Regions from separate parts of the Homo sapiens genome. Here region 1 is linked to region 2. Evidence: chromatin contacts called from ENCODE Hi-C or POLR2A ChIA-PET data. All regions are on one chromosome and are shown on one strand. The core of a region is the stretch at or near the end of the contact, and the rest is flanking DNA. Distances in the headings are between cores, read along the strand shown. Region 1 overlaps WFDC3 (WAP four-disulfide core domain 3). Region 2 holds the start of ZSWIM1 (zinc finger SWIM-type containing 1).

What was found. A loop is a pair of places that touch in the nucleus more often than their neighbours do. ChIA-PET counts read pairs that join two places held with the same protein, here RNA polymerase II (POLR2A). Pooled maps may share reads with other maps.
Region 1: a loop to region 2 is called in a pooled map, with 5 times the contacts of the local background. The contact joins the enhancer-like site here to the promoter of ZSWIM1 in region 2. A Hi-C loop is called at or near these places in 2 of 50 pooled maps. POLR2A ChIA-PET finds 5 or more read pairs at or near these places in 5 of 52 experiments (Caco-2, H1, MCF 10A and 2 more).

The regions. Positions count from the first base shown.
Region 1 is chr20:45,776,972-45,780,905 of GRCh38, reverse strand. It overlaps WFDC3 (WAP four-disulfide core domain 3), which reads left to right. Exons shown (of 7, transcript NM_080614.2): 5 at 3,697-3,831. It also overlaps the pseudogene RNU6ATAC38P. Among named protein-coding and RNA genes, the nearest start is that of WFDC3, 13 kb to the left of the region's middle. RefSeq lists enhancers at 466-966, 2,662-2,956. Within about 2 kb of position 1,250, at least 23 of the 41 ENCODE cell types and tissues checked have a DNase peak (open chromatin) inside an H3K27ac peak, as active enhancers do; they include PC-9, where a contact is called at or near this core.
Region 2 is chr20:45,879,277-45,883,446 of GRCh38, reverse strand. It overlaps ZSWIM1 (zinc finger SWIM-type containing 1), which reads right to left and starts at 2,220. Exons shown (of 2, transcript NM_080603.5): 1 at 2,186-2,220; 2 at 1-914. The coding sequence starts at 854. RefSeq lists enhancers at 2,131-2,210, 2,461-2,510.

The DNA.
Region 1 (3,934 bases), core at 1-2,500, 100 kb after region 2:
ACTCAGTTCTGCTACCATTGACCTCAGGCCAATCCCTCTCTCTAGTTGTCTGTCTCTCTATTTACAAGAGAAGGGGAGTAAGTTTGTTAGCTCAGAGGGCCCTTCTTGGGTTAAGAAGTGCTGAAATTTTACTTTTCCAACAACAACTGGCATCTTTCTCTCAGACATAGTGGCAGGTTGGAGCTGAGGCAGCAGGACAGACTGTGAGTGAGTATTTCCTGGGCTTCAGCTTCACTCCTTTTTTGGTGATAGCTTAGAGTCTTGGGATGGGTGCTGATAGAGGGTGGGGAACCGTCATCCCCATTCTGGCTACTGTTCCTATTTCTCTTCCTGATTCCTGGTAAGCTAATTGTGAGGTGATTAGGGAGCATGTCTTATGAGGAACTGACCTTACCTAGCATGGCAAAGCCAGGATCGTGAAAGACAGAGGATCCTGCCTGAAAGAATGGCATCCGCCAGGTTTTTGTAAGGTCTCTGGGGATAGGAAAAGGCCCAGCCAGATTTCAGGTCAGTATAAAGAGGTACAAAGGGCCAGGCATGGTAACTCATGCCTGTGACGTCAGCACTTTGGGAGGCTGAGGCGGGAGGATTGCTTGAGGCCAGAAGGTCAAAACAAGCCTAGTCAACATAGTGAGACCCTGTCTCTATAAAAAATAAAAATAATTAGCTGGGCCTGGTAGTGTGTGCCTATAGTTCAGCTACTCAGGAGGCTGAGGTTGGAGGATTGCTTGAGCCCAGGAGTTCAAGAGTTTGAGGCTGCAGTAAGCCACCATTGCGGCACTGCACCCCAGCCTGGGTGACAAAGCGAGACCCTGTCTCAAAAAAAAAAAAAAAAAAAAAAAGGTATAAAGGCTGTCTAGCTTAAGTAGGATAGCATAATCTGGCTTGGAGGTAGTGAGGCCCCATTAATTCCAGGTGTTAGAGCTGAGAGAAAGGGATCACGTGGCAGGGATTCATATAAGGCAGGGTGTCAGACTGGGTGGCATTGCTGGGCACTGGTCAAAAGCGAGGTGCTGTGACCCTCTGGGCCTCCAGGAAGCCTGGCCTGGAAAAGGGTAGAGGTAAGTGCTCCATGCCTGGTCTTGAGGACGAGGGCAGAGAGTAGCAGAGAGCTCCTGGCATTGGTCATCTCAAGGTCAAGCTCAGCAAAATGGTGAAATCTGGGACGTATGGCACTCCCAGTTTCTAGGGCACATGGCATAATTTTATGAGATGTTTATGTCACCGGGTTTTTCCACCAGGGAGATTTTTACTCCCAGCCTTCTCAGCTGTGAGATAGAAGGCTTTTGTTCCTTGTTAAATGGATTTCAGTGTTTGTCAAGCAGGTGGGGAGGTGCAGGGAGATGCATTTGGTGGTTACAGTGACCACATTTTCTGAGTCAAAAATCAGGACACATAGTTTTGATGTGATCTCACAGTAGCACAGGATATTTGAAATAGGGGCTGTTCAGGAAAATCTCAGGATACAGGGTTACTACGCCTGGGTTGTTTAGCTGCATGTATTCTCCTTGGATTCCAATACTTGCTTTTTCCATCATGGCAGACTTCCCAGAGCCAGCTGTATGCAATCATACTTACCTGTTCCTACTCAGAGGCACTGGGCCAGTCTTGCTTTGGTTTTCTGCGAAATCTTTAATTGCCTGTCACCTTTCTCTTTACTTAAGAAGCTTGAAATAAACACTAAGATGAATGAGTCATGGTGAATTGGTTTGGTTTGGATGTGGCCTTCTTTGGGTGTGCCTGCGCCTGGGGCCCTGGCCAGTTGCCTGCATGTTTTAAGGATAGTGTAGTAGAAAAAGTACTTTACCGCAAATCAAGAGGCTGAGTGTTGTCCTGCCTTGCTGCTGACTCACTCTGTAGTTCTGGGCAAGATTCTTCTCTGAGTTTATTTTCATAGGAAATGTGTTTGGCTGCACACAACAGAAAATTAATCATATAGGGGTTTGTTTTTCTCATATAACAAGAATTCCTGAGGCTGGGATGGTGGCTCCATGATGCTAACAAGGATGAAACTATTTCCCTCTTTCTCCTTTGCAATTCTTTTTTTTTTTTTACATTTACATTTTATTATTTATTTATTTTAAAAGACGATGGTTAGATGCCACAAAGTAGGTGGCAATGCTTGAACCATATGCATGTTGTCAGGCCCAAAGGCCTCTTCCATCCTTGTCGAGGGGAGTGCTAACCTTCTCTCCTTTCATACAACACCTCTTTGCAATTCTTGACCATTTCGTTATGCTGAGTTGCCTCCTCATTGAAAGAAGGCTACTCTGCCTCTCTGTGTAATGTCTATCTTTGGACTGGAAGAAGAAAGAAGTGAGGGAGCAGTTTGAAAGGGGTATTCCCTGTGTCAGGAATACAAAAGTTTCCCAGTTTATGTCCTAGTTTGTGGTCACCCCTTGTTGCAAGAGAGTATGGGGAAACAAATCATTTTAGCTGGACCTGTTGCCTCTCAGAATAAACTTGGTATCCAGTATCTATTGCTGCATAAGAAACCATCTCCAAACTTCATGACTTAAAGCAATATAGTTACTCTTTCTCACAGTTGTGTAGGTTGCCTGAGCTTGGCTGGGCAGTTCATATACCCACATGATGTAGCTGTGGTCATTCATTTAGCTGCATTCATCTGGGAGCTTAGCAGGGAGCTCAACTGGAGCCACAACGTCCAGGATGACCTCTCTTCTAGGTTCTGTCTCCATGGGGCATCTCATCATCCCATAGCGTAGTTCAAGCTGCTTTATAGCATGGCGGCTGGTTTCCAAGAGGAAGTATTCTGAGTGGACAAGCCCCAGTATGCTAGTGCTTATCAAGGCTCTGCTTACATTACATTTGCTAATGTCCCATTGGTCAAAGCAAGTCAGATGGTCAAACCCAGAGTAGGTATGGAAGGGGACTACAAAAGGGCCTGAATCCCAGGAGGTAAAGTTCACTGGAGGCCACCATTGTAAATGTCTGCCACAGGGAGAATTCAGGGAGAATGTTGGCCACAGTGGGTTAGACCTGAACAGTGTTTTTCAAACTGTGAGTCCTGAAAGCAATTTAGTAATTAGGAAAAATAAGAACTAGAATATAAAATATCAGGGTGGGCTGGGTGGGGGGGCTCACGCCTGTAATCCTGGCACTTTGGGAGGCTCAGGCGGGAGGATCACTTGAGCCAGGAGTTTGATATCAGCCTAGGGAACATAGTGAGACTCTGTCTCTACAAAATAAATAAATAAAATTACCCAGGCCTGGTGGCTTGTGCCTCTAGTCCCAGGTACTCAGGAGGCTGTGGTGGGAGGATCCCTTGAGCACAGGAGTTTCAGGCTGCAATGAGCTATGATTGTGCCACTGTACTTTAGCCTGGGTGATACAGTGAGACCCTGTCTCTACAAAATAAATAAATAAATAAGCCAGGCATGATGGCATGTGCCTGTAGTTCTAGCCACTCAGGAGGCTGAGGTGGGAGGATCCCTTGAATGCAGGAGTTTGAGGCTGCAGTGAGCTATGATTATGCCACTGCACTTTGGCCTGGGCAACACAGTGAGACCCTGTCTTAAAAAAAATCAGATGTATTGCAGATACATGATACACATAAATATTTACATTATATATGTATATAAATATATAACTATATATAAACATACACATGGGACACAATGAAAAATGTGTTTCATATTGTGAGCGTCTCTGGGCTCCAATGCTTTGATTATGTAGCAGAGTTTGGTGGTGAATGTCCCGCTGACCCCCTTCCGTGTGAGGAGCTGTGTGATGGGGATGCATCCTGTCCCCAGGGGCATAAATGCTGCAGCACCGGCTGTGGCCGCACCTGCCTCGGAGACATTGAGGGAGGTATGTTGGCTCTTTTGGGAAGAAATCCTTGAGTGTTTCCTGAGAAGAGTGCTTCTCTTTCCCTTCCTGGGAGGAGCTAGGATTCTCATCCTTCCTGTCCCTC
Region 2 (4,170 bases), core at 971-3,470:
TAACGGAACAGAGAAGCCATACCTTGTTTCTCAGATGGGGTGGTACCAAAGAACTGGCTGAGGATGTGGGTGGTGACCTCGAGGCTCTGGAAGTAGTGGCTGCTCTCAGCTCGGCTTCTCCAGCGGTGAGCCAGCCAGATGCGGTCGTTGAGCAGCCAGTGTGAGTGAAGCTCGGGCAGCTTGGCTGGAGGGATGCAGTTGCTCAGGAGTGTATACAACTTTCTCAGGTTGCCTGCTGTGGCTGAGCACATTGTGCTCTGCAGGGAGGTCAGGAGCAGCCTTTCCACGGGCCGTTCAAGGGACAGCTGATAGAACTTGGCCTGGAGGAACTTACAAATGTGGAAGGCTGAGAGAAGGACCTCAGCTGTGGGGAACTCCATAGCTAGGATAGGCAGTGGAAGGAAATGAGGATCCACCAGGATGGTACAGACTCTCTCCCATGCTGGATTAAACTTCTTGAATACTTGGAACATCTGGGCCAGGCCTTCAGTGTCCTCCTTGGCAGGGATGGCAAAGTAGACTGCTCGGGCAAGATGACCCTCCAGCTGCACCCGAGGTCCATCCACCAGGAAGGTATATAAGACCTTACCCCTTGGGTTATAGGTCCGGTGGATAAATAAGATCTCAGGGAAATGGTCAAAGACACTTTGCATAAAGCAGCTCTGGTAGTTGAAGGTATCTAACTGGGCAGTCTTGTTAACCTGGTGCAGCAGCATAGGTGGGCTTGAGTCCTTAATCAGGAGCCCATTCAGCATTGTCAGGGCCATGGGAGAGATGGGAGCTGTCCAAATGCCAAGGTCAAAATACTTTCTTTGCAGGGCAGCTGACCACGGGGCTTTGAGTCTCTCAAGCATCAAGTAAGTTGAGGCTGGAGGCTAGACAATCATTCCCAGATCTTTTTTCCAAAGATGGGCCTATGGAGAGTAACAGAGGTTTAAGGAGACAGCAGGGACCTGGCTCTTCAATTATTCATCCACACAATATTTGTTGAACACTTACTATATGTCAGCACTGTTCTAGGGGAAGATACACAATAAACATGTAAACAAATAAGCAAATATATATCCAATAATGAAGCTTACAAAGACCATAAACCTGAGTAACATGTCAGAGAGTAAGCTGGGGAAGGGAGGGATACTTTAGTTAAAGTGGTAATGGAAGGCCTCTCAGGGGAGAAGGATGACATTGGAGCTGAAATCTAAATGATAAGAAGTTAGCTATGGAAAGATATGGTTCCAGGGGATTTAAATAGGTATGGCCAGAGCTGCATATGGCCTTTTAAAAAAATAGCATTCTAGCCAGGTGCAGTGGCTCACACCTGTAATCCCAGTACTTTGGGAGGCCAAGGTGGGCAGATAACTTGAGGTTGGGAGTTCGAGACCAGCCTGGCCAACATGGTGAAAACCCGTCTCTACTAAAAATACAAAAAGAATTAGCCGGGTATGGTGGCCCATGCCTGTAGTCTCAGCTACTCGGGAGGCTGAGGCAGGAGACCTGCTTGAACCCAGGAGGCTGAGGTTGCAGTGAGCCGAGATTGCGCCACTGCACTCCAGCTCTGGGTGACAGAGTGAAACTCTGTCTCAAAAAATAAAATAAAATAAAAATACGATTTTATATTTATAAATGACTGATTGGCATCCATTCTTTCCTTTGGTCCTGGTATGTATAAGAGAACTGCAATTGCTCCAAACTTGCTGTGTTATCTTGGGCAAGTCAATGACCCTCTCTGAGCCTCAATCCCTTCCACCATAAAATATGGCTAACAAATGTGCATAGCTTCTCCTGCCTCTACTATATCCCTCTTTTAGCAGCAATACTCTATTCCATTGTTTCCTCTATTTGGCCCCAGACCGAGTTACTGTCCTCATTTTACAGATGATAAACTAAGGCTCAAAGAAGCTAAGTGACTTGCCCACCATTACTCTGTAAGTAGCTGAAAGTTGAGTCTTTGGTTCGGGATCCTGACTGCTGTCCACAGTACCTGGGGTCCAAAAACCAACAGAGGGAATACGGCCTTTGACCTCTCACCTCTAACCTGGGTGGGAGATGTGGATGTCTGACATTCCCAGAGTCCAGCTGGAGCCGGATGAGAAGAAAACCTCCCTCCCATCCCTTTGGGAGCTGTGTGACGGCTAACTGCGGTGATCCGCTGTCTCACACTTTCACCCCTTCAGGAAGCACTCACCCACAGCCAGGCTCCGTCGCCATTTCTCCCTATTTGACCCTGCCTCCGACTCTGACTGACATCCAAACTCACCAACCACAGCGTCAGCATCGCAGTGACTCGGACCAATGTCTGAGGAATTCGCTTTCAGGCTTTAGCACCACGGACCAATCGTAGCGTGACGATTCGCGGGCGGGCCGTGTTGCCAGGGTTACAAGGAGCTGGCTGGAGGTAAAGATACTTGCATCTGGGAGAGCTGAGCCTTGAAGCTGGAGCTCCGGGGCTTCCCTTCAGGCTAGGCGACTGGAAGGACACGTTACTATGGAAACTCCCTCAAAAGCAGAAAATGAAAAGGAAAATAAATAGCAGTTATATATATATTTTTTCTTTTTCTTTTTTTGAGATGGAGTCTCGCACTGTCGCCTGGGATGGAGTGCAGTGGCAAGATCTCGACTCACAGCAACCTCCGCCTCCCAGGTTCAAGCGATGATTCTCCTGCCTCAGCCTCCTGAGTAGCTGGGATTACAGGCACCCGCCACCACGCCCAGTTAATTTTTTGTATTTTTAGTAGAGACGGGGTTTCACCCTGTTGGCCAGGCTGGTCTCGAACTCCTGGCCTCGTGATTCGCCCACCTCAGCCTCCCAAAGTGCTGGGATTACAGGCGTGAGCCACCGCGGGTTTTGTTTTGTTGTGTGTGTGTGTGTGAAACTCTAAAGCCCCTGGAATTTAGGAAACAGTGCATATATAGTCATAACGCATATTCTACCTTATGGGGAAACTGAGTTCCAGGTCTCAAATTCTACTCCTCCTTCGGGGATCAGGAGCCCAACTTTTAGAGCTGAGGAAATCCAGATCCCCTTAAACAAGCCAAAACTTGGCATTCTCTAGCCCAACCCCCTCCAGTATTCTACAGAATGATGCCATGACTTATTTAGGGTCCTACTACAGTAGTGCAAGGGCCTACTAACTGGTCTCTTGTCCTCAGTTCCCTTGAAGATGGCAGACTTAGAAAACTGGGTGTTTACCAGGCCTTGGAGGATTAAGATTACCAACTAGCAACATCAAATCAGTGTTGGTACTTACGCATCGAAAATGTTATTGGGCTGGGTGCAGTAGGTCATCCCTTTAATCCCAGCACTTTGAGAGGCTGAGGCAGGTGGATTGCCTGAGATCGGGAGTTCAAGACCAGCCCGACCAACATGGTGAAACCCCATCTCTAAATACAAAAAATTAGGCAGGCGTGGTGGCACATGCTTATAATCCCAGCTACTCAAGAGGCTGAGGCAGAATCGCTTGAACCCAGTAGGCAGAGGTTGCAGTGAGCCGAGATTCTGCCATTGCACTCTAGCCTGGGCAACAAGCAACAAGAGCGAAACTCCATCTCAAAACAAAAAACAAAAAGGTGCTTATGTAAACCTAGAGGGGAAATCTGGGATTAGAACAGGCCAACATGCTAATTTTTACAGAGGAAACTGAGGTCAAAGAAATTGCCCACAGTTCCCCAGCAAGTTGCTGGCAGTCAAGTCTAAGATTCAGGTTTTTCCCCCACACCCTCCAGTCTATTTGGCCTCTTCCCGCTAGAATATAAGGAAACCTGAAATCAACCTTGAAGGCTTAGTTGTAGGAAGGAGGCAAATTAAGACGCAGATTGCCAAATCCTTGAATGTGAGGCATCAGGTTCTATTTGGCTCCACAACCCCATTAGGTTGCTAATACTTAATTTTCTTTTCTTTTTTTTTTGTTGTTGTTTTTTGCTTGAGATAGAGTCTCACTCTGTCACCCAGGCTGGAGTGCGGTGGCACGATCTAGGCTCACTGCAACCTCCGCCTCCTGGGTTCAAGCGATTCTCCTGCCTCAGCCTCCCAAGAAGCTGGGATTACAGGTGCGCCACCACGCCTGGCTAATGTTTGTATTTTTAGTAGAACAGGGTTTCGCCATGTTGGCCAGGCTGGTCTCGAACTCCTGACCTCAGATGATCCATCCACCCGCCTCGACATCCCAAAGT